Regions from separate parts of the Homo sapiens genome. Here region 2 is linked to region 1. Evidence: chromatin loops called from intact Hi-C (ENCODE). Cell type or tissue: PC-3. All regions are shown on one strand. Links, peaks and the distances in the headings refer to the core of each region. The heading gives the core; the rest is flanking DNA.

Region 1 (7,340 bases), core at 928-5,927:
CCCACAGCAAGCTCCGCCTCCCAGGTTCATGCCATTCTCCTGCCTCAGCCTCCCGAGTAGCTGGGACTACAGGCATGCACCCACCACACCTGGCTATTTTTTAAAAAGCTTTCTGTAGCGATGAGGTGTTGCTATGTTGCCCAGGCTGGTCTTGAACTCCTGGCCTCAAGCCATCCTCCTACTTTGGCCTCCCAAAGTGCTGGGATTATAGGCATGAGCCATTGAACCTGGCCTCTGTTTGACATCTCTTTTCTAATTCTTCCACTTTTCTTGTTAACCAAATTTAACCAAATCAAATAAGCCCACAAATTGTACGTGTGCACAGCGGCTAAAACCTTCTTGTGCCTCTCATTTGCCAAGCCACAAAAGACACTTAACCATCCCTGATACACAGCTCCCATGACAGGAGGGTGGGATAAGTAAATGGGATATGATGGCCGTGGAAAGTTCTCTGGGGCAGTAATGTTTAAGGTGAGAATTTCAGGGCAAGAAGAAACCAGCTATGCTGGAACTAGCATTGTAGCAGAGGAAACAGCATATGCAAAGACCCTGTGTCAAGGCATTTGGATATTTCTTAGCATATCCAAGGAATAAAAAGAAGACCTAGATGCCTGTAATCCTAGCATTTTGGGAAGGCAAGGTGGGTGGATCACCTGAGGTCAGGAGTTCGAGACCAGACAGGCCAACATGGTGAAACCCCCGTCTCTACTAAAAATACAAAAATTAGCTGGGCTTGGTGGTGGGCGCCTGTAATCACAGCTGCTCGGGAGGCTGAGACAGGAGATATTGCCTGAACCCAGGAGGTGGAGGTTGCAGTGATCCGAGATCACACCATTGCACTCTAGTCTGGGTAACAGAGGGAGACTCAAAAAAAAAAAAAAAAACCCAAAAACAATAACAAAAACAAAAAACAAGTGAGCTGGAGTATATTGAGAAAATGGGAGAAATGACAGGACATGAACCTAAGGAAGTATGTAGATGACAGATAGTATTGGGACTACAGTAACATGTTTGTATTTTACTATCAGTGTAAAGAAAGCCTCTGAGAGGTTTAGGCAGTTGTGTCATAATTTGTATTTAAAAACTATTGATACCAGTTATATAATGTTCAGAAATGGGCAAAACTAATTGATGGCAATAGAAGGTAGAAGAATGGGTCCCTGTGGGGGTGATGACTAGGAGGGAGAATGAGGGAGTGCTTCTGAGGTGCTGATCGATTTCACGATCCAGGTGCTGGTTATACAGGGGTGTCCAGGTTATAAAACAGCAACAAGCTGCATATTTATGATTTATGCACTTTTTCTGTAAAATTTATTCCGTAATATTTTGGTAAAAATTTTGCTAAAAAACGGAATAAATGTTTACAATAGTTTGAGGAAGAACAGATTTCAGGGACAAGGCAGAGGGGAGACCCCTTTGGAAAAGTTGATGTTGGCTTGAACTAATATGGCAGCTGTCAGGCCAGGTGTGGTGGTTCGCACCTGTAATTCCAGCATTTGGGAGGCCAAGGTGGGAGGATCACTTGAGTCCAGGAATTCAAGATCAACCTGGGCAACATAGTGGGTCCCTGTCTCGACAAAAAATTAAAAAATTAGCCAGGCATGGTGGTGCATGCCTGTAGTCCCAGCTTCTTGGGAGGCTGAGGTGGGAGGATGGCTTGAGCCCAGGAGGTCAAGGCTGCAGTGAGCTATGATCATGCCATTGCACTCCAGCCTGGGTGACACACTGAGACCATGTCTCAAAAAAAAAAAAAAAAAAGTATGGCTGCTGTTAAGATAGAGAAAATTAGAAAGATAGGATATATTTGGAATGAAATTGCTGGAACTTGCTGATGGATCAGATACAGGCATCTTAAAGAGAAGAATGACTTCTAGGTTTCTGACTTACACAGCCAGATAAAGGGTGATGCCATGCCATCACTGCATTGTAGGCAGAAGGTCAAGGATTCAGCTTTGGAATATTATGTGATTTTTAGACACTTCTGAAGCATCTACCAGGTGGTTGTAGCTTCAGGTAGATTGTTGGATCATTAACTGATGCTCAGAGAAGAGATTTGTGAAAGAGGCATAAGTGTTGTTATTGTAGGCATACAGATTGTAATAGAAGCTATGAGAATGTTTGGGGACATCCATGGAAAGAGGGTGGAGAACACGGAGAAGAAGACCACGACTGTCTTAAGGAGCTGCTTCCTTTAGAGTTGGTTAAAAAAAAAAAAAAACAAAGAAGAAGAAGAAGAAAGAGACAGAAAAAAAGATCAAGGAGATAGGAAAAAAGAGCGAGCAGTTGTGGTGTCAGTCAAAGAGGGTTGCCTGGTGCTAGGTGGTTAAGTAAGACCATGACAGGGAAGAATCCTCTGGATTTGACAACATGGAGACCATCAGTAACATCTGTAAGTATCTGTCACTTTATTAATGATGCCAAGCCTGTCTTCCTCTGTAAAATGTCCTAATAGTTTACCTACTTCCCAGAGTTTTTGAATTTAAAGTACTTTGCACACTTTGTACAAGACCTGGCTAAATGTGAGTTGTTAGTTTAGCTGAGAACAAATGCTTGCATTGGTATAAAATAGGTTTGATAACACCCTCCTCATAAACTTGTTAAAAGGAATACATGAAGTAATGTTACATTTTAGAAAAGTAGATTTTAAAAACAGGTATAGGAAGTAGGTCTTCCCCACACCTCCATCTGAATCGATTACAGCTGGTAAATCTGAGAACAAGAGGACCAAACCACATCTTCAAGGAAGCAGAATACTCAGTGGTAAGGTTAGGCCCTGCCAACCATTTATTTAATTAAGAATCCTTTAGAGAGGTATTGAGTACTGGTAAAAACAGAGAGATCTGTGTGGCAGAAAACATGATGATAAATTAAAGCACTAACATATATTTCAGTTTCTATGCAAAACACAGTCTAGCGTTGGCTCTCTATAATTGTATGGCTGGTAGAGATGCTTCAAAGATGTGCTGCAATTCAGCAAAAGCTGCCACAGGGCCAAAGCCAGTGGCCCAGGATTAGGGGACCTAATACTAGTAAAGATAGAGTCACAGTGCTCCCTACAGTTTTTAAGCTTAAAGGCCAAGACGAGGCCAAGGATGCTGATGCCTTTGTCCAGACCTTTCTAGTGTTCATATTCTACCACCCAGAAATCTAATCCTAAGAAGAGAATTTACCAGTCATTGCCAGGGCTAGCACAGCCCTGGGAAAATGGGAATATGCGGGAGATAGTTCCTCTATTTCCTTTCAGCTGAAGATGGACCATGCTGGGCACAGTGGCTCATGCCTATAATCACAGCCATTTTGGAGGCAGAGAGAGATAGGAGGATTCCTTGAGGCCAGGAGTTCAAGACCAGCTTGGGCAACATAGCGAGACCCCCCCCGCCCACCATCTCTACAAAAAATTTAAAACAAAAAACAATTAGCCAGGTGTGGTGGCAAGTGCCTCTAGTCCCAACTACTCCGGAGGCTCATGTGGGAGGATTGCTTGAACCCAGGAGTTGCAGACTGCAGTGAGCTAAGATTGCACCACTGTACTCCAGCCTGGGTGACAGAGCAAGACCCTGTCTCAAAAAAAAAAAAAAAAAAGATGGACTAATTGGCCATGTTCTCAGATAAACTGGTGGTGGAAGGTAATCTTTGGCAACAAACAAGCTGAAAAAATATTACTCATTTTTAATCTAGTTAATAAGGGAAATTGAGAGAAGTTCTAGCACAACTGTGAGGTACTGCAAAGGCACTATTTTTCCTGGTCTGTTCTGCTGGAACTCCCATTCCTAGACAGCCTGGCATCAGGCACAGCTGAGAGGGAAACCCTGTCAACAGAGGACAAGTCCCTATTCTTACTGAGGGGCAGGTGGTCAGATGGTCACGCTACCAGAAGAAATAGCATTGACTGTTTGCTGAGCCACTGGGTTTGCATGCAATGGGATCGGGAGGCTGTGATCAGAGAAACAGATGAGAATCTTTTCAAAAACAGACAAACATTAAAATGCAGGAGGTCTATTTATTTGTCAAGTCAACGTTTAGTAATAAGGGAGAACAAAGTTTACCCTGCTATCAGAAAATAAGAAATCAGAATCCAGTCATATGGGATGGGAGAAGCTCGCAAGCTATTACAACTGAACTCAGGAAGCAGATAATCAGCTAGGAAAGAGGTACCCTTAAATGCCAGGCTGTATCTGAGAGTGTATCTCCCTTGATCAGAGCCCAGAGTACAAGCTAAACAATTCCTTCATAAATCAGCACACATCAGCTTCTAAAATCAGCAATATGTCTCCAAACATCTTGAACTGACATTAAGAAATGCTGCACCATTGAGAAAATGGTTTCCAGTTATTTGAACTTAAAGAATTAACTTGTTGAAGCACATCTTTAATCATTGATAAGTTACTGAATTCAAAGAGAAGTAATAATGAATGGTAAACCAATTAACTAGGAATTATATTTCAATTTTTTTTTGCTTTGGCAAACTTGATGATTAGTTGATATTTTTTCAATATTTAGGAACAAGGAACACATATAAATTTCACATTTGTGTTTTTAGCATTTTGACCAGCAATTCATTTTTCAATTTCATGTGTGAAGCTAAACTGATGATCTGTTAATCTTCGTTTGTTTGGAATTAGCCTGAAAAGTGCTAAATACTGCTTTTTGGATAGAATCTTGAGTGGACTAGAACCAGTTTGTTAGGAAAAAATAAATCTGAGCCTACTTTACGTTTGAAGTAACTGAACGATTACATGATTGCTTGGCTATTTTAACAGTTGATCTTGATTTCCACACAATGTGCAAATTTATTATTACTATAAACAAAAGGGGAAAAAACCCTTACATCTATTACAAAATGCTTTAAGAGATAGTATTTAGTCATGATATTTATTAACACAGTTCATAGTAAAGCTGAAATATGGCAATAATCTGGTTAGTTTGATTTATGTGGATAGACAAATTATCTGGTTGTCAAATACATTACAAAACTCATATTTTAATTTCTATTTTATAGACATGATTTTAATGATCTGTATATTTTACATTCATGTCACGTTCGTACCCGAAATCTCTAATTAATTCATGTTTTCCATTACACCTTGGAGTAATCATTGCCCAGCTATAGGGAACAGTATGAAATGAAGTGTGTTATGCATCATTAAATGTTTATGTTAAAATAGGGCATTATCTAGTTAGTTAATTTAGACCAGGTAAAACTACACAAAAACGTTTCTCTCTGTTGCTCAGCAATTCAGCCGTTTCTCTGCACATCCTTCCTCAAGTTCTCCTGTCCCATTCACATTAATTATTCAAGGTCCCGAAACTTTTTCTTCCAGCAACGTTTGCTCTGATACTCATTCAAAGGTATAAATAATTGACAACAGCTTAGAATGTGAGTTTTCTCAGTAGCATTTGGATTTTATTGAGGTTCAAATTTTTAAACTACAAAAATGGTGAATGCATCAGTAAATGGGTGATGGAAATATTTGGGGAGGATGCACTGTTTGCAGTTGTCCTTGAAATTGGATCAAGTAGCCACTTGCCTACTCTGTCTGCTAGGAAGGCAGATAAGAATTCTGCACCTTCCTCTTCTACCCCTTAAAACTCTCCTTTGTTTCACATAACCAGAAAATGTTTATTTTAATTATCTAGATATTCCATTTCTATTTTTCCTTTTTTACTGTAAGAAATGGCATGGTAAAAGATTCAATAAAACCATAGTATTTTATGCTCAATACTCTAAATTAAGAATTAAAGTCCTACTATCTAGATGCCATTCCAAATGATTAATTTTGTTTCACATTGTTCATAAGAATAATACATTACTTTAGGTGATGTTTTTTCCCACCAAATTGCTTAGTTAAAAAAAAAACATTAGTAATTGCTAGTTCCTATTATCTAAGTAGATAAAATATAATTAGAAAAACAACTGGATAGTTTCACTCTACGTTGTTCTCAGTGCAATGTCCAGTTTGCAAATGCTTCATTCATTTGTTAATTTTAGAGGACAGCATTTCAGTGCAATAATTGAAAATAGCTCATAGCCTGTTCTGTGAAGAAACAAAACATTGGTTGTGTTGGTGTCAAGTAAGTTAATTATGCTTTATCACCTTCAAATGGAGCATATAATTGATTTATGAAATTCTGCTATCGTGTTGAGACCATTATTAGTAATCAAGAATTCCAATAGTTTCTTCTTATTCCTCATGTACAAAATCATCTGGGTATTCCATATGTTTAAAAACAATTCAATTTGGAGCACTTGTACTATCATAAATTGATGAATTAAAAACTAGATACAAAGTGTGGAAACTACTGTAAAAGATTACTGACTTCTAAAAAATATTGCATTTATTGTGGCAATACATTCTTATTCAGCAATATGACTATGTAATTTTTCTGTAGTACTTTGTAGAATTTTCATTAATTCCACTTAAAATCAATGGCTTATATACAGTTCTTTTTTGTGACATGAAAACTATAACATTTTGGCTGATCAATGTTCTTTTGCTTGTTTACTTTTAGGTCTTTACAATTACCTAAGGAATTGCCTGAGGCATTGAACATATTGCCGGATATTTAGCTGCAAACAAACAAAAATGTTTTCAAACAAGGATGTAGATGAAAAAGCTATACAATGATTTTAATACCACCTCCACTCCATCACCTCTACACCACCAGCACTGTCACACATACTCTCAGAATGTTTGGTATCATATACAACTCTCCTAAAGCAAGAGATAATGTCAAAAATTTAAAAAGAGAATGCTACTCCTACATTTCCAGGTAACATAAAGAGTTGTAACCCTTGAACTTCCTGTATATATTAATATTTGTTTTCAACACACTAATTGCCTTGGACCTCTATGAATTTTATGTATTTAATAAATTAATGCAAGTGTTCATCTTAATTTTAGATTTACATTTGTTATCTTTGAACTATATCAATTTCTCATAAAACAATTAAGAAACAGCATAAACAAAAAGGGAAATGAAAATATTTCATTTCATTATTTAAGTGTTTGATAATGCTTGGTATCAAGTAGACATAATCAGAAGAGTATTTAATAAAGCAATGGATTAGGAAGGGGCTGTTAGAGAACATAGATGGTATTACTCTTTAATAATTAGGTACAAAAATAAGGTCTTAATAAATTGGAAATTTATGTTTTCCATTGAATGTTCTTAAAATGCCAATAGAATTATAGTGAAATGATTTTCTTTGCTGATTCCTATGATAGTATGATACATACCTTATTTTAGATATTTACATTTTCATTCTGTTAGAATGAAATACCTGTATGTATTCCATGTGCTGACATATAACAAAATCTGGGATTTAAGAAAATGTACTT
Region 2 (7,340 bases), core at 978-5,977, 160 kb before region 1:
CACCTCTCTGAGTCACTTGACACCTCTTCCAGTTGGCCCTGGCAATTATGGCATTTCCACTTCACTTGCCATGGGCTGTTGCTGCTTTCTCCAAGCTTCCAAGAGTCATCTTATCACCCTTGCCAGAGTGATAAATCCTGTGTCCTGGGAGAGTGCTCCCGTTATCAATAAACTCTCCTTTATCCAACTTTGGTCAGTCTTCTCCATGACTGTACAGCTAGCTATGAAAATGAGCCAAATATTTCCTTTTGTGTTCAAAATGGTACTATGATATCCCTTCATTAAGGACTGTCTGGCTAGAAGAGAGGGACACCTGTTATGTCCCAACCCAGGTTCTGAGATGAAGAAAATGAAGCCCAGAAGTGTCGCTTTCCGGAGATCTGCCATCTTGCAGTGATGATACATTATTAATATAATATTTTTTATTCAATTTTTAAAGTCAAGATGAAAAGGCCATATGGGTTATTCCAAAATGTGCTTTGGTTTTGCATACATACAATGTGGCCCCAAATTTGGTCTCACATACAGTGTTTATAAATGCAAGAATAATGGCTTAATTAGCATCTCTGCTAACTTAGATTGCAGGTTTTATTGCAGAGCACACTTTTCTGTGGGGGAAGGGGGAAGTGAGGGAAGTAGTGGGCAAAAATGTTTCCAGGTGTTGCAACAAAATGCTGATTCTTTTTATTGATATTAACTTTGACTCTGATTTTTTAAAATAAATTTCTTCATCCAGTATCATTGTTTATCTGAAACTCTTTTGGAAATCCATTACAAAAGTGAAAAGAAGAGTAGCAAATATGATTTATCAAGCACTTATGTGCATGGTCACACAGGTTGTGTACTTCACAAGGGCACCAGCACTTCTCAGGGGGCACAGTTCACATATTAGACATCACAGATTTCCATATTTATAAAGATAATTTTCCAGCAGATGGCAGTAAAGTGTGTTGCTCTAACAAAATAAGACTATTACAATAATTTCTGCCAGATGGAAATAAACTATCTTGAGGACTGGGCACCTTTTATATTATACAAAGATATATAGAGTAACGGTGGCACCATTTACTACATGCCACACCTTCTGCTGGCTCATCCTCATTTAATCCTCAGAATCTGATGTAGTGGGTGCTATTAGCAACTTGCCAAGGCCACTGACTGGGGTGGTAGTTTTGACATTCTTATACGGGTCTACTAAGGCCTAGAGACTTGAGGAGACTTGCTGTGGTCAGAGCTAGCGTGACCTAAGGTCAACCAGAAGCCTAGAGGCTCTTACTCTCAGTCCAACCTGCTGCTGGTTCTCCTGTGTGCTCATCACAGTGCTGGGTGACACTGGGGACTGAGAACAGGACACATTTCACTCATCTAAGTAAAAGGTCATCTTCAGTTAGTGAAGAAAAATATGGGAAAATGTTGACATTCCCTTTGGCACTTTACTCGCTTGTATTGTTTGTATGACTTAAACTATACATGCAGACAGAAATAAAAAAACAGAACACTCAATATAGGTTACAATAGTTTTCATAGAGTTGGACTTCTTTATATCCAAAAATACTTTGAGTAAATCATTTACTATCAGTAATGCATAAATTTTAGCAAGAGTGGGCCAGGCGCGGTGGCTCACGCCTGTAATCCCAGCACTTTGGGAGGCCGACGCGGGTGGATCACGAGGTCAGGAGATCCAGACCATCCTGGCTAACACGGTGAAACCCCATCTCTACTAAAAATACAAAAAAATTAGCCGGGCGTGATGGCATGCGCCTGTAGTCCCTGCTACTAGGGAGGCTGAGGCAGGAGAATGGCGTGAACCCAGGAGGCGGAGCTTGCAGTGAGCCGAGATCATACCACTACACTCCAGCCTGGGTGACAGAGCGAGACTCCATCTCAAAAAAAAACAAAAAAATTAGCGAGAGTGTATTACCACAAATTCTATATACGTGAGGAAATTTAGAGGCTTTATTTAATGTATAAATATCCATACCAAATCACTTTGCAATAATGATATATATTGATATAATATTCTTTATCCAGCATTCAGTTTAAATCTACTTCAGAAAATGTATCAATCATGAATAACAGAAGCCCATTTATAAATATTTTGTATTGACCTCTAACTTAATCCCCAAGGAAATATTTTTCCCTAAACCCACTAAAATTAAAAACAAAGTGAAAACTCTATCTTCCACGAAACAAGCAAACTGCAGTAACTTTTGTTTTTAATTTTAAAATAACATGTGTAGCATGAATACATTTTTCCGGAATTTTTCTAGCCGTACAAAGGTTTGGAGAGCTATTTGGAACTATCTCAGCTTGTTAATGACAATTCTGTTTTGGGTTGTGAGATCTGGAGTCATATTTTTGCTTCTTTCTTTATCCATTCATATACTGCCTAATTTTTTTTTAAAAATTAACTTATTGATACCTAAAAAACAATAAAACCCACCATTCTCTAAAGTAATATCACTGAATATGCATCTAATTTTATGGCCTACCAAGGCCTTGTAAAAACAAAACAATGTAAGTATTTATGTTACTAGAAAAATAAGTGCATGAACAAATTTAATTTTAAAAGTCAAAAGTCTCTTAAACAACTGGTAAATGTAATAATTATAGGACAGCCACTTGATCCTTTTAATCACCTGAAAGAAGCAGAAGAGCTACAAATCAACATTTTCTAAACAGTGAATTCTGTGGCAGAATAAGCCACAGTGTACATAAACCTCAACATTTGGTAGCACCTATCTTAATCAAAGAATTGGCTATTTGAAAACACAACAGAAAAATTCTTCATTCTTTCAAGGTTGGTTTCTAAACTTGACATCTGGGATGGGAGATGGGCCTCACCCAGGAATTTAAGGTCAGGGTTTATGTTAAGCAGGACCTCAAATCAAGTTTAGAAACAAGCAAACCTTTCATCCTTTCTTTAAGGAAAAGGGTTTTCTTTGAGAGGAAGGGGTTAGAAAAACAGGTCAATATCCTGTAAATATGGGGTTGTCATTTGTTTTTCCATACTACATTAAATATGCCTGCTTTGTGTTTAGTGTCTTGTGCGTATTCCACTGCCTCTGTCTCGGCAAATGTGTTTATATTAGAAAACTCCATGAGGGCAGGAAATGTAGGGGTTTTTTTAATCATAAATCATCTGGTTTGAACTACACTTATCTAAGAGTGTGGGGCCTGGGGAATATTGCACAATTGCTGGCTAAAATATGTAATCTGTCATTGACTATTAGGTTTTCCATTAATCACATGTCGAGTTTGTATAAAATGGATTTGTTTATAACATTGTTATTTTCACCATTGCAGGTTATTTTCATAAGCTTCTTATGAGTAAGCTGAGCAACTATTATCACCCTTACTATAATACTTAACAGAGAGAGACTAGAACCTATGTTTCCAACATCTCTTTTCAGGTACCACTGATTTCACCTATTTCCACAACAGGTGAAAGGACTGAATCTATAATAATAAGGTCCAAGTAATTCTATTCCTGAACTGAAGTCCTAAAAATAGTTGTTCATGTAAGTTGAGAATTCCTAAGAACAGGGGAATTTTAAATAAACTCCTGGGGCTGGGGGTGGGTAGGGAGCAGTGGGACAGGGGTTTGCACAGGGAATTAGAATTGACAAAATTCAAATGAGGGGTGAAAAATATCAGTGAATTATCATTAATAACAGACATTATTTTTGCCCTATGACAAATGAAAAAGATTTTGTTTTTATATATATTTTTTAAATCTCACAACATACTTTTCAAAAAGTAAAGCTTCATTTTGTTTAAAGAGTTTTATGTCAAGAAACATTTCATAGCATAAATTTTCCACAATGCATATGATCAAATTATAACACCCATCTGAACACTATTAAGTATTTTATTACTTTGTTTAGTGCTGTTTGATAAGTATGAAATTATCTATGAAGTGAAAATTTTCAACTAGGAAATTTGACATTCCAACAATATCTGAGGTGGTTTTAACCCAGATAAACTAATTTCTGTCATTACCAACACATCTAAGAAAAACAGCCCTAATGAAGAAAGATAAAAACTACTTTTATTTTCTCCAATTAAAAGATTCATAAGACAAGCTGTGTAGGCATGAAAGAAAGAAAGGAAAGCTACAAAACTGGGAATACAAATTACATTTTCCTATTCAACAGGTCAAAGAAATTGCTGCAAGGAAACAAAACAGGCCCAAGGAAGTATTAAAAAAAAATGAAATAACCAACAATCTTAGCCGGATATAAGGCAAAACAAAATGAGGTAATCTCGGGTATTATGAAGTTTTAAAAGACACAACAAAGTTATGCACTGTTAGGAAATAATGATGACAGAGATGAATCCAGAAAATACAAAAAACAAACGGGTAGCTCCTTTTGCATGAAAAAAATAAAAAAAGAGAGAGAGAGTCAAAGAAGGAAACCTGAAAACAGAGTCAGACTGGAAACACTGTGGCCTAGGGGCTGTGTGGGTTATCATTCACCTCCTCCAGGAGAGAGCAGCAGAAGTAACATCCCTTTAAAGCAAAAGACACATACACAGCAACTAACCAAGACCCATAAATCCAATCACATATTCCCCAAGGTCAGCAACACACTGGATAGGAAAAATGAAAAGGACAATTCTAATGCTGTTTTTATTTAAAATTTTATTGAAACCCTCTTTCACCCGTTTACCACTTCCTAAGTAAAAATGCATGTAAACTCTGAGCCTGATGGTATTAGCTTCAAACTATTCCTTAAATACCTGAAAATGTGACTTTTGAAACTTGGGAAAGTGACGTTAGGACAAGGATCCATTTTACATGCCTGCTTCTTTGTTCATTCATGAGCAGAGCTAGACTAAGAAACCTTTCAATGAGAGGGAGAGCATGTATGCAGGAGTATAACTCTCTATTCTGAATTCTACCCTCGCTGGGCCCATGAAAGGTAAGGAACACTTTAGATAGGGTGGGGAAGGAGGTTTGGAAAACTTGTGATAAAGAGGAGTAAATTTTTCCTAAATTCTTAGTAAAACCTAACAGGTTACCCACAGAGTCCGTGTCTTAAGTTAATGCACTTATATAACTAGCATCAGAGTCTCCTTCAAGTGCCCTGTATATCTGTCATCAGTTTCCTCCTTCAAAGATTTCTCTTGTGTATACTACTATATAGTTAGCAAGGCCAGCTTTCCTTGCCTATGCCTATGACAAATTGGCTAGAATAATTTAGGGTTTTTGAATGCCATCTCTTAACTATATCTCATTGGAGGTGTCTGCATGTACGAGTGTGTGTGGTTTTTAACAGAATAACAAAATGCCTTAAGGCCCTTTAACGTGTTTTTAAAATCTACCTGTAGAACAAATCCTATGCATGCGAATGACCATGAATAGTTCCTCACATATTCAAGCTACGAATGTTTAAAGTATTACATAAATTTAGAAAATATTATCTAAAGGTATTTCCCATTAAATAAATCTAGAATATACTTAGTTCAAATATTTAGAAGGATTTAATTACTGTTACTCAAAACTACTCTGCTGTGAATTTGAGTATCACAATATAACTTTGCTCAGTTATTAAGTGGTTGATAGCTGTCCACCCTCTGCAGAAGTGTATCTGAATATCCAGGGGAATAATACCTGAAAAAGAAAATACACTATTAAATGCTGGTGAAACGATCAACACAGCAGGCACATAAGATTCAATATAGGGGATTTATCTGAAATAATCCTGTGAGTGAAATCTCAAATACACTCTGAATAATTATGCTCCAGTAATGCTTTGTGCATAAAGTTAGAGGCTATCCAGGAGGAAAATACGAATTCATAAAACTGTGCTACAGAAGTAGCAAAACATTTAAGGGATATAAATGTAATGGCAAAGGGGACATTTTCCAAACAAGAATCTTCAATCCACTGACAATATTTTATTACAGAGACTTCATTTTAATCACATCAAGTGGCTAATGTTGCTTTAAGGATCCTAGCTAATAGATTTTTTTTTTCATAAGTTAGACTACACAGTCTATTGTTACTAATCAACTTCTGCATTCTAACTGCCTTAGAGATCATTCTCAGCATGGGTTTTAATCAGATCTGGTCACCTAGGAAAACAAAAATTTCTGGAAGTATAATTCATATTGAAAAACTATTTAATAAAATATAATTTAGTATTGAAAAACTATTTACAAATACTTGTATCATAGAAACCTAGGAAATTAATCATTTTTACTATTAATAGTTCTTGGGCATCTATAGTACTATACATTTACATTCATAAATTGAACATTTTATACAAGATTTAGTATAAAAGTATTAAATATGTTGATCAGTGCATTGTGAGATGCTTAATACGTCATGGAAATAACTTACATGCAGATAAATGAATGTCAAATAAAATTTAGCAGGCATTCTAGAATAATTTTTTAAATCTATGGAAGTATAATTCAAAAATTCTCAAAACACTCAAAATAATTAAGCTTCTGAAGGCATTTTCTCCAGATAAAACCTAATATTAGAGACTTGCTTTGCCTTTTGTTAGTTATCTTTATCTATGCCCAGATGCTTGACCTAAAAACTCATAATTTATATTACACTAAAATTCCTTCCACAATTTATCAAGCTAAGGTGGACCAAAAAATACAGCCATATTTTCTTAGTAGTGAGTAGTGTGCTTACAGGCATCCATAGTTAAACAGCTACTTATGTACACACCCAAAAAGCTACCTTAAAGAATGTTTCTCCCCTAACAGCCTCTTACTCTTGAAAAAATTGTCTTTCAACAGTGGGTTTCTTCGAAGTATTCTTACACTGAGAAATTCACAACTGCTTCTTCTCTGAGTTAGTCAAAAATTTTAAAGCAGGCTTTACCTTCCTAGGCCTTCAAATGTATCGGACACCAGATAATATGAATTCAAGAGGTAGATTTTTAAATATCTTTAAAATTTTAACCTTTTAATTTAAATATTAATAAATTTTATATTTTAATGTAATAAATATTTAATTTACCATATTAACATATTAATATTTTACTTATTTAATAATATAGTATTCTTAGTATTGATATAATGATGTTATCATTGATATTAGATTAATAATAATTGTTATTACCATGTTAAATATGGGAGCCACCAGCTATATGTAGACTGAATGGGAGCCACCAGCTACTGAGGACTAGAAAAATGGCTGGTATGGGCCGGGTGCAGTGGCCCACACCTGTAATCCCAGCACTTTGGGAGGCTGAGGAGGGTGGAACACCTGAGGTCAGGAGTTCAAGACCAGCCTGACCAACATGGCGAAACCTCGTCCGTGCTAAAAATACAAAATTAGCTGGGCATGGTGGCGCATGCCTGTAATCCCAGCT

The links. A loop is a pair of places that touch in the nucleus more often than their neighbours do. Peaks named below come from ENCODE experiments on the same cell type or tissue, not always from the same donor. Only the 100,000 strongest peaks of a DNase experiment are listed, where the experiment ranks them.
Region 2: it touches region 1 in a loop (9-fold over the local background); 9 of 110 quality-filtered maps call a loop at or near these places.

Annotation. Positions count from the first base shown.
Region 1 is chr10:22,255,189-22,262,528 of GRCh38, reverse strand. LOC105376447 (a long non-coding RNA gene) reads left to right here and starts at 3,985. Exons shown (of 2, transcript XR_001747390.3): 1 at 3,985-7,340. LOC100130992 (a long non-coding RNA gene) reads right to left here. Exons shown (of 1, transcript NR_038921.1): 1 at 3,981-7,340. In PC-3, for the core only: a CTCF peak has its summit at 3,025; no DNase peak of the experiment used is centred there.
Region 2 is chr10:22,414,896-22,422,235 of GRCh38, reverse strand. It overlaps SPAG6 (sperm associated antigen 6), which reads right to left. Exons shown (of 11, transcript NM_012443.4): 11 at 4,626-5,617. The coding sequence ends at 5,548. Among named protein-coding and RNA genes, the nearest start is that of LINC03027, 19 kb to the left of the region's middle. In PC-3, for the core only: no CTCF peak of the experiment used is centred there; no DNase peak of the experiment used is centred there.